Regions from separate parts of the Homo sapiens genome. Here regions 2 and 3 are each linked to region 1. A link is a contact called in ENCODE Hi-C or POLR2A ChIA-PET data. All regions are on one chromosome and are shown on one strand. Each heading gives the region's core, a stretch centred on a gene start or an enhancer-like site at or near the end of the contact. The rest is flanking DNA. Distances are from core to core; before and after follow the strand shown. Region 1 overlaps NID1 (nidogen 1). Region 2 holds the start of LGALS8-AS1 (LGALS8 antisense RNA 1). Region 3 holds the start of HEATR1 (HEAT repeat containing 1).

What was found. Hi-C counts contacts between places; a loop is a spot of excess contacts on that map. ChIA-PET counts read pairs that join two places held with the same protein, here RNA polymerase II (POLR2A). Pooled maps may share reads with other maps.
Region 2: a loop to region 1 is called in a map of naive thymus-derived CD4-positive, alpha-beta T cell, with 4 times the contacts of the local background. The contact joins the promoter of LGALS8-AS1 here to the enhancer-like site in region 1. A Hi-C loop is called at or near these places in 2 of 168 maps with a recorded cell type or tissue (endothelial cell of umbilical vein and naive thymus-derived CD4-positive, alpha-beta T cell), 2 of 37 single-sample maps with no recorded cell type and 11 of 50 pooled maps. POLR2A ChIA-PET finds 5 or more read pairs at or near these places in 3 of 52 experiments (OCI-LY7, Panc1 and WTC11).
Region 3: a loop to region 1 is called in a map of naive thymus-derived CD4-positive, alpha-beta T cell, with 10 times the contacts of the local background. The contact joins the promoter of HEATR1 here to the enhancer-like site in region 1. A Hi-C loop is called at or near these places in 2 of 168 maps with a recorded cell type or tissue (heart right ventricle and naive thymus-derived CD4-positive, alpha-beta T cell) and 8 of 50 pooled maps. POLR2A ChIA-PET finds 5 or more read pairs at or near these places in 2 of 52 experiments (Caco-2 and activated naive CD4-positive, alpha-beta T cell).

What each region holds. Positions count from the first base shown.
Region 1 is chr1:235,998,008-236,000,800 of GRCh38, forward strand. The region is part of intron 12 of NID1 (nidogen 1); the gene reads right to left. Among named protein-coding and RNA genes, the nearest start is that of LINC02768, 27 kb to the left of the region's middle. RefSeq lists enhancers at 1,219-2,418, 1,320-1,369, 1,410-1,479. Within about 2 kb of position 1,529, at least 13 of the 41 ENCODE cell types and tissues checked have a DNase peak (open chromatin) inside an H3K27ac peak, as active enhancers do; they include endothelial cell of umbilical vein and heart right ventricle, where a contact is called at or near this core.
Region 2 is chr1:236,523,214-236,526,009 of GRCh38, forward strand. It overlaps LGALS8-AS1 (LGALS8 antisense RNA 1), which reads right to left and starts at 1,295. Exons shown (of 1, transcript NR_034040.1): 1 at 1-1,295. LGALS8 (galectin 8) reads left to right here and starts at 769. Exons shown (of 10, transcript NM_201544.4): 1 at 769-848; 2 at 2,755-2,796. RefSeq lists a silencer at 1,062-1,111.
Region 3 is chr1:236,603,241-236,605,940 of GRCh38, forward strand. HEATR1 (HEAT repeat containing 1) reads right to left here and starts at 1,276. Exons shown (of 45, transcript NM_018072.6): 1 at 1,182-1,276; 2 at 714-887; 3 at 1-136. The coding sequence starts at 855. RefSeq lists an enhancer at 1,217-1,476.

The DNA of each region.
Region 1 (2,793 bases), core at 279-2,778:
TCACAGGACTGTTTGAGGAGTCAGTGGGAGGTGACGAGACAAGGCACACAGAGACATTTCGAGCTCTGCACCCAGATGTTCATTTGCGACTGGATCCTCGCAAAGCAGACACAGTGACATTCCATAAGTGTGTTGCCAGTGAATATTTGAAGTACCTTTGTCTGTGTTGCCAGTTCTCATGTTGGTTTGCTTAACGTGGTTGCTCCCTTGGTGAGAAGCAGTTAGCATGCCAGAAAAGTATTTGTTGAACCCAGCAAGACAAAACCATGCATGCTTTTCTTTTGTCCCAGAGGCTAATTAATATAAAAAACAAAACAAAACATTTGAAGTAGGAAGCACCAAACAAAGATACAAGCAAGCCATCTGGTTAGAATAAAAAATGTCTGGCTGGGCACGTTGGTTCACGCCTGTAATCCCAGCACTTTGGGAGGCCGAGGTGGGTGGATCACCTGAGGTCAGGAGTTTGAGACCAGCCTGGCCAACATGGAGAAACCCCGTCTGTACTAAAAGTACAAAAACTAGCTGGGTGTGGTGGCGGGTGCCTGTAATCCCAGCTACTCGGGAGGCTGAGGCTGGAGAATCATTTGAACCCAGGAGGCAGAGGTTGCAGTGAGCCAAGATTGTGACATTGCACTCCAGCCTGGACGACAAGAGCAAAACTCTGTCTCAAAAAAAAAAAATCTGGTTTTGTTCACTCTTGAATGTAAAACGTGTTTACTTCCACAAAATTTTACGTTGGCATAGGGTTTTAGAGTTTTCATATAAGCTGTTTCCATTCACAGATATGTTTCATTTGATTCTCATTGCAATCCTATGTGATAAGCAACTGCAGTTTTTACACCAAATGAGAAAACTGAAACTCAGAGAAGTTGAGACTCCTTCAGGCCACAGCACTGGTTGGTGGCTCAGAGACTCCTTCAGGCCACAGCACTGGTTGGTGGCTCAGTTCTAACGAGAACCTAGGTCTCTGGGTTTGTGGTCTAGCCCCGCCCTTCTGGTCTGGCATCTGGCGTCCACATTGCCAGTGCTTAGACGGCTCCCTCACATTGAACCTGTTACGACAACAGCGATGTACACACAGTACCTTAGCTCATTCACCAAAATTACCTGTGCATCCAGAGCCCCATTTTCCTACCAATCACATCTGCATGTGGTGGTGCTTTTCCAGTTAGAAAACAAAACTGGTGTCCTGTGTGCTGTCAACCAAACAAAACTTTTCATGCAGTAAGCGTTGTTCCATTTTATGTGGCCGACAGAGTTGTGTTAACAAAGTATTTGGTCAGCATAGAAAATCTCAAGGGCTCTAGAATTTACAGTGGAACTTTGAAGTACTGTATCTTGAACTTGTAAAAAGGAGGGGGAACCTCAACTGTACTCAGGAAATAGAATCTCAAGTGAGTTTATAAAAAGCTGTGATCTCGGTGGACTTTCTGGGCCAGCAGACAGTGGGAGCAGCCCAGGGGCTCTAGGGAGAGTCCCCTGCTGAGTGTCCCTGGCCCCCATGGGAAACTTTCCATTAAAGGCCTGGTGGATGGGGTGGGGGTAGTGGGGATGCTAAAGACGCATTTCCTGAGCTTGTTTCTGGTTGATACATTGATGACTCAGACAAGCGTCTTCTTACTCATCTAGTTCGAGCTGCTAGGGAAGAAAGCATTCAAGACCTGATACTTATCTGAGGAGTGGCAGGAAGTCTGGGGTGACTTTTCTCAAGGTGGGGGGACAAAGAGAATGAGAGGAAAATGAAACAGAGTGTAAACCAAAAATAAAATTCCAAGTCCGCCTACCATCGGAATGGACCCCTCCTCTCAGCCGAGGGCATTCCAAAGTCAACCTATGAAACTACTTCAGGCCATGAGAGGAAGGGGAGGGTTGGCCACGTCTCATTACCATTAACATCAACATGGACCTTAAGACTGAAAGAACAGGCCGGGCCCTGTGGCTCTCGCCTGTAATCCCAGCGCTTTGGGAGGCTGAGGCGGGTGGATCACTTGAGGTCAGGAGTTTGAGACCAGCCTGGCCAATGTGGTGAGACCCCATCTCTACTAAAAATACAAAAATTAGCTGGGCGTGGTGATGGGCGCCTGTAATCCTAGCTATTTGGGAGGCTGAGGCACGAGAATCTCTTGAACCCAGGGAGTGGAGGTTGCAGTGAGCTGAGATTGCGCCACTGCACTCCAGCCTGGGTGACAGAGCGAGACTCTATCTCAATTAAAACAACAACAACAACAACAGCAACAACAAAACCTGGCAGAACAGACTCTTTAAGTCTGATAAGAAACATCTACAATCTGTTCTCTCTGAAGCCGCCTACCTGGAGGCTTCATCTGCATGACTAAACCTTGGTCTCCACAAGCCCTTATCATAACCCAGACATTCCTTTCTATTGGTTCCAGGTTTTTAGATAATAACTCAACCAATTGACAATCAGAAAATCTTTGAATCTGCCTATGACCTGGAAGCTCTCCCTCCTACACTTGGCTCCCAGTTGTCCCACCTTTCTGGACCAAACCAACATACATCTTACCTGTATTGATTGATGTCTTATGTCTCCCTAAGATCTATAAAACCAAGCTGTAGCCTGACCACCTTGGGCATACGACATCAGGACCTCCTGAGGCTGTGTCACAGGCATCTCCTTAACTTGGGCAAAATAAATTGTTAAATTGATTGAGACCTGTCTCAGATACTTTTTGGTTTACAAGAAGGAGAACTAAGAAGAAAGTACATTCTTGACCTTGGATTTGCATTCCATTCCCTTGCTTGATTAAATTGGTTTCTCTGTGTTCATTCAAA
Region 2 (2,796 bases), core at 45-2,544, 520 kb after region 1:
ATACTGCTTAAACTGTTCCCTAAGTGTCCAATTTGGAGAAAACACCCACACGCAGGATAACTGGCGAGTGACGCGGAGTGGCTGCGAGTCCAAGTTATCACTAACGGATGGGGAGCTTGGGCTGGGCACAGTCCAGCGTACTGAACCCTTCCCCCACCGTTTCACCTGCATACAGAGGTGTGTACTGTCAAAAAGCAGCGCCTCCAAGTCTCTTCTGGCACTGTCTGGACTTGGATCCGAGGCAGACGAGGAAGCTGAGAAAACCCTGGCGTTGACCCCGTGGACCTGGGCGCCCCGGGAAGGCCAGCGCTTGGTCCAGGCAGGCGGGGCCTGTGCGGTGACCACCCTGGTCCTGAAAAGTCCCAGCCCCGAGCGCCCTCCCTCCTAGACCTGGAGGCCTGGAACAGCCAGGTGGACGTCGGCCCACCTTTCTTTTCTTTCCTTCCCATTTTCCTACCACCTCCCACCCCACTCCGCCTTCCGGGCAAAGGCAGCCAGATCCACCCAGGACACATTCTTTGTCCTTATCCCTCTGTGCTCGTCCCACAGCAAGCCAGTCGCGGTCCAAGGCTCCAGAGGCTGTGCAGGAGGCCGAGCTGGGTGGCGATCAGCGGCGGGTCCCTGTCCAAAACCCAGCAGAGCCGCCAGGGACGCCCCAGACACAGAAGGCGGGGCGCGGGGAGGGTGGGGAGACCACAGCAGTGAGGCGCGCGAGCCGGGAAGTGAACGAGGACTGACTCCTGTCGCTTCCCGTAGCCGCCCACGGACGCCAGAGCCGGGAACCCTGACGGCACTTAGCTGCTGACAAACAACCTGCTCCGTGGAGCGCCTGAAACACCAGTCTTTGGGTGAGTCGCGCGACCCCCGGCCTCGGGTGGCGGGGCAGTCGCTAGAGGCGTGGCTGCTCTGAGGGTCTCGCCAGTGGAGGATGGCATTCGGATGTCACGGCTCCTAAATCACCATTTGATGGGTGGGACAGTGTCCAGTCCACCCCGACCCGCCGGTCCTCACCGCGGCAGAGCCGGGGCTGGGTGGCGGGGACGCTGCCTCTGCAGGCGAGGCGCTCCGGGGCATAAGGGATTATCAGGAGTCGCGGCCTTTCTTGGACATCCCTGGCTGGGGTCAGGCTGTTTGCCCTGGGGTGTCTCCTCGCTGCAAACCCACCCCACCTGGGCTGCTTTCTCACCTGTTCCCTCCTAGCCTGAGGCCGAGCGCCACCTCCAAGTGGAGGAATCTGGGGAAGTTTCCTTCCCGGAATTTGTAGTGACAGTGGAGTGACCTCCATTGCGTTCCCTGCCTCTAACACGCTCTTTAGGATGCCGAGTCATTTGACTGCAGTGTTAAACATTGCAAAGCGCAAGTCATGTGACTTCCTTTGACCGTACGTGAAACTTAAGTGATGGCTGCTTGTGATGCATACGAAGTGTTCATGCTGGCGGGACCTGTCCCTGGGGATACTTCGGGGGTTGCGTGATTTAATGCAAGCAGATGGCTTAAATTGGGTCACTGGCTTGTTATTATACATGTGTATGGCAACTCGGCATCCATTCTTTTTGCTCTTGTTCTTACTTCCTGAATTGAGTCACGGAGCCAGAGTTTTGAGGTTTTGACTAACGAATTAAGTTAATGACATGGGGCTATATTTAGGTGGTAAACCAAGAGGGATACAGTTTTTTTTCTTAATAAAGAAAAAGTGATAGATTTGATCGGTGTGTATTGTTGGTGTGCAGTATAATGACAGAATTGCTGGAAGTAAAATACAGGAAGCTCTGGTTTCATTTCCCCTTTAGTTCTGCTTAAAGTCGAGTTTTTCCTGGAGCTATTAAATGTAGTGTAGTGTCCATGAGTGCTTTTATCTTAAAAAATGTGGCTGATGCTTTCCAACACTCCCCTGCCCTGTGATTATTATTTTTTTAAGCAACAGAGAAAACCGTATCTTAATAGTATTAAAAGTATTGGATTTTTCCCTACTTTGATTTGTTTAAATTGGAGGAGGAAGAGCAATTCTTTCTATTCACAATAATAATAGCTAACATAGCGCTTACTCTTTCGCTGTTTTATTAACTCAATCCTCAGAACAAACCAATGATGTGAATACTGTAATTCTCATTTTATGGAAATGAAAATCTAAATGAATACCTCTGGTAATTGTACGGGACTGTTTGATTAGTATTTACCATTAATTAATTAAATTTTTTTTTTTTTTTGAGATGGAGTCTCGTTCTGTTGCCCAGGCTGGAGTGCAGTGGCACAATCTCGGCTCACTTCAACCTCCGTCTCCCAGGTTCAAGCAATTCTCCTGTCTCAGCCTCCTGAGTAGCTGGGACTACAGGTGCATGCCACTACGTCTGGCTAATTTTTGTATTTTTAGTAGGGATGGGATTTCACCATATTGGTCAGGCTGGTCTCTAACTCCTGAACCTCAGGTGATCCACCCGCCTTGGCCTCCCAAAGTGCTGGGATTACAGGTGTGAGCCACCATGCCTGGCCTATTTTAGTATTTTTAATAATAAATTCCATGTTAGAAATTTTCTACTGATGTATTTTTTAAGTCAATATTTCCTACACTCACAATCCAAAATTATTTAGTATATGAGCACACTGGTAAGAATGGGAGGCAGATCGTTGATTGTAATAATATTCTATTATTTGGTAAATATCAGTAACATAATATATAATTTAAATTTTAAAATAGGATATGAAGAAAAATGCTACATGCTTACTTTTCTTTTCCTCTATTTTTACTTTACACAGGGCCAGTGCCTCAGTTTCAATCCAGGTAACCTTTAAATGAAA
Region 3 (2,700 bases), core at 26-2,525, 600 kb after region 1:
TTTTCATCCAACTGTTTGTTTACTGCTTTGGTCTGAACACTTCGCTCCAAGGTTTTTGCTAGCTGACTGAACAACGGTGCTTCAAACTGCTCAAAGGAAGGATCAATTCCAAGCAACTCTTCCAGGCCAGTACATCCTAAATTTCAAAAAAGGCCAGTTTATTTAACAATTCTTCGTAAGCAAATTCATCCCACCCCTCTTTTACAGTTTTACTTACCCCTAAGAAGTTTCTGAATTCTTTAAGTACATATAATTTATAATACAGTCCCAAACACTGATTTCTAGTTTTCAACTTTTAGAGTAAATCCTATCTCATCTACTAGAACAGAAAGTACTTCGTGGCAGGGAACACTTTTTTTTTTTTTTTTTTGGATATCCCCTACAATAACTAGGCCAGTCCTCTGAGAGGACTTCTCCGTCACCCCAGTCACTGCCTCCATCCCCCTTTTAGCTGTTCTTCTCTTTGACATATTAGTTGACCTCTCTAATTTTGTTTCTTCATCTGTGAAATCCAGATACCTCTACTCATAAACATTTCAAGCACCAAGCACCTGACTGTTATGTTCTCTTTCCCTTAAAAATATACATCAACATGCTAGAAACTGCTAAGGAAGAGGACGGGACAGAAGAGAAAACAAGGGGAAAAAAAAAAAACAGTAACATCCAGAAAACAAACGCTTCCAAGAGCTTTTCTAAGTTAAAAGATGGCTCACCAATGGCGAAGGCGGTGTCCCTGTCGATTGTGGCCGCTTCCTTAGGGTCAAATAACAAAGAAGCAACTTCATCTCTAGATAAGAGGCTGGCATCACTTTGAGGGAGGGCGAGTCGTTGCAGCTGCTGGGCTAAGGACGTCATCTTTCACGCCAGCGGAGTTTTAATGACACGGGCTAAAAAAACGTAAGCACTTTGATAAGTTTCTACGAAATTATAAGGCGCCTCGTAAACAAACAATTCTCTTCTGCACTCAGCACCGTCATGGACACACAACGCGGGTGTCCTGAGATTTGTGGACCCCGGAGATGCAAAGACGATGGCAGCAGCGTTAACAACTAATTACAGTAGCGGCGACCGCGCCAAGGCTTTCCTTCAACCCTGATTCCGCAGATATCCGGAAAACTCTTACCCTCCCTCGATATGCCGCCCCCATCCGCAGCCACATCAAGCGGCTCTGTGCCGCTTACCTGGAACTGGGAATTTGGGTATATCTTGGAAGGCAACAACTCTTCACAGCGCTTCCCACATGGTACCAAGGAGCCCAACCCTCACCCGGAAACCTAAGGCATGCTGTAGAGCAACTTCCTGCTGCAGGCGCTACGGCAAGTGAAGAGGTTCAAGCTTGCCGGGAATGCGACGAGACAGCTCCGCCTCCCGAGACGAAAGCCCGCCCCTCAGCCCGCCGGACTCAGGCTCAAGTCTGAGCTTCGCCTCTGTAGCTCCGGTTTAGCGGTCTGCTCTGCGGCTTGTGTCTGAAGCTTTCGGTCTCTGGATGGGCCTTCTGTGGGCTTTAAGGATCCGTAGCCAGAATCATTCATTCAGTAGTGATCCAGCCTTTACTAGGTGCCAGCAGCACCGCGTAGTGTTGAAAGCTATGGGTTGTGAAGTCACGTGGTTTGGGTTCAAATCCTGGCGCTGGCGCCTGTCGGCCGGGTTAACGCCACCAAATTATTTCATCTCTCCGAGCTTGTTACTCACTCTACAAAGTGGGAAGAGGCCGAGATTGTCGTGAAAGGAGCTTCTGCTCCTAGTGCAAACCGATCTATAAATGCTGGACTCCACCGCCCCAGAGCTTGGGGGAGATCTTGTCACTCCTCTATGTTTCCATTCCCGAGGGGTAAATGGCATATATTTTTTTCTTTCAAAACGAATCATAGTCAGGCGCGGCCTGTAATCCGAGCACTTTGGGAAGCTCAGGCGAGCTGATCACCTGAGGTCAGGAGTTCGGGACCAGCCTGGCCAACATAGCGAAACCCCGTCTCTACTAAAAATAAAAGAATTAGCCGGACGTGGTGGCGGGCGCCTGTAATCCCAGCTACTAGGAAAGCTGAGACAGAAGAATCGCTGGAACCCGGGAGTCGGAGGTTGCAGTGGGCCAAGATTGCACCACTGCACTCCACAGAGCGAGACTGTCTCAATAAATAAATTAATCGAATCCTGTTGAGGTATAATTTACAAACAATGGTTACACCCACGTCAGTGGAAGAGTTTGATGACTTTTAGCAAATGCATGTATAGGTGTAATGACCTCCCCAGTCAAAATGACAGTTTCCATCGCCCCTAAAAATTGTCTCTTGCCTGTTTGCGAAGATTCCCGCAACCACTGGTCTTGGCCTCACTACAGATAGTGTTGCGGAAGAGTATCCTTATGTATGAATATAGCTAATCTGTTTCCAAAACACCGGTATGCGCTAGAACTAGGATGAACTGACGTCTTCCAGACGAAGGAGTGAGATCTGATGCTCTGTCTTTTCTGGATGCATTAATTTCTCTGAAGAGCTCTGCGGGGCCAGGGGGTCAAGTCTTTCTGTAACCGTCTTCCCTGGAGAATGTCAGAAACACAGCTACAAATTTGGAGGCCCTGGTTGTCTATACCTCATGCAGATTCTCTCCCATTTACAAACAGAATCTTTTGTTGTTGGTTTGCTTTAAAAGCATTTAAAACAACCAAATATTTTCTTCAGTTATTAGTATTTCTACTGACTG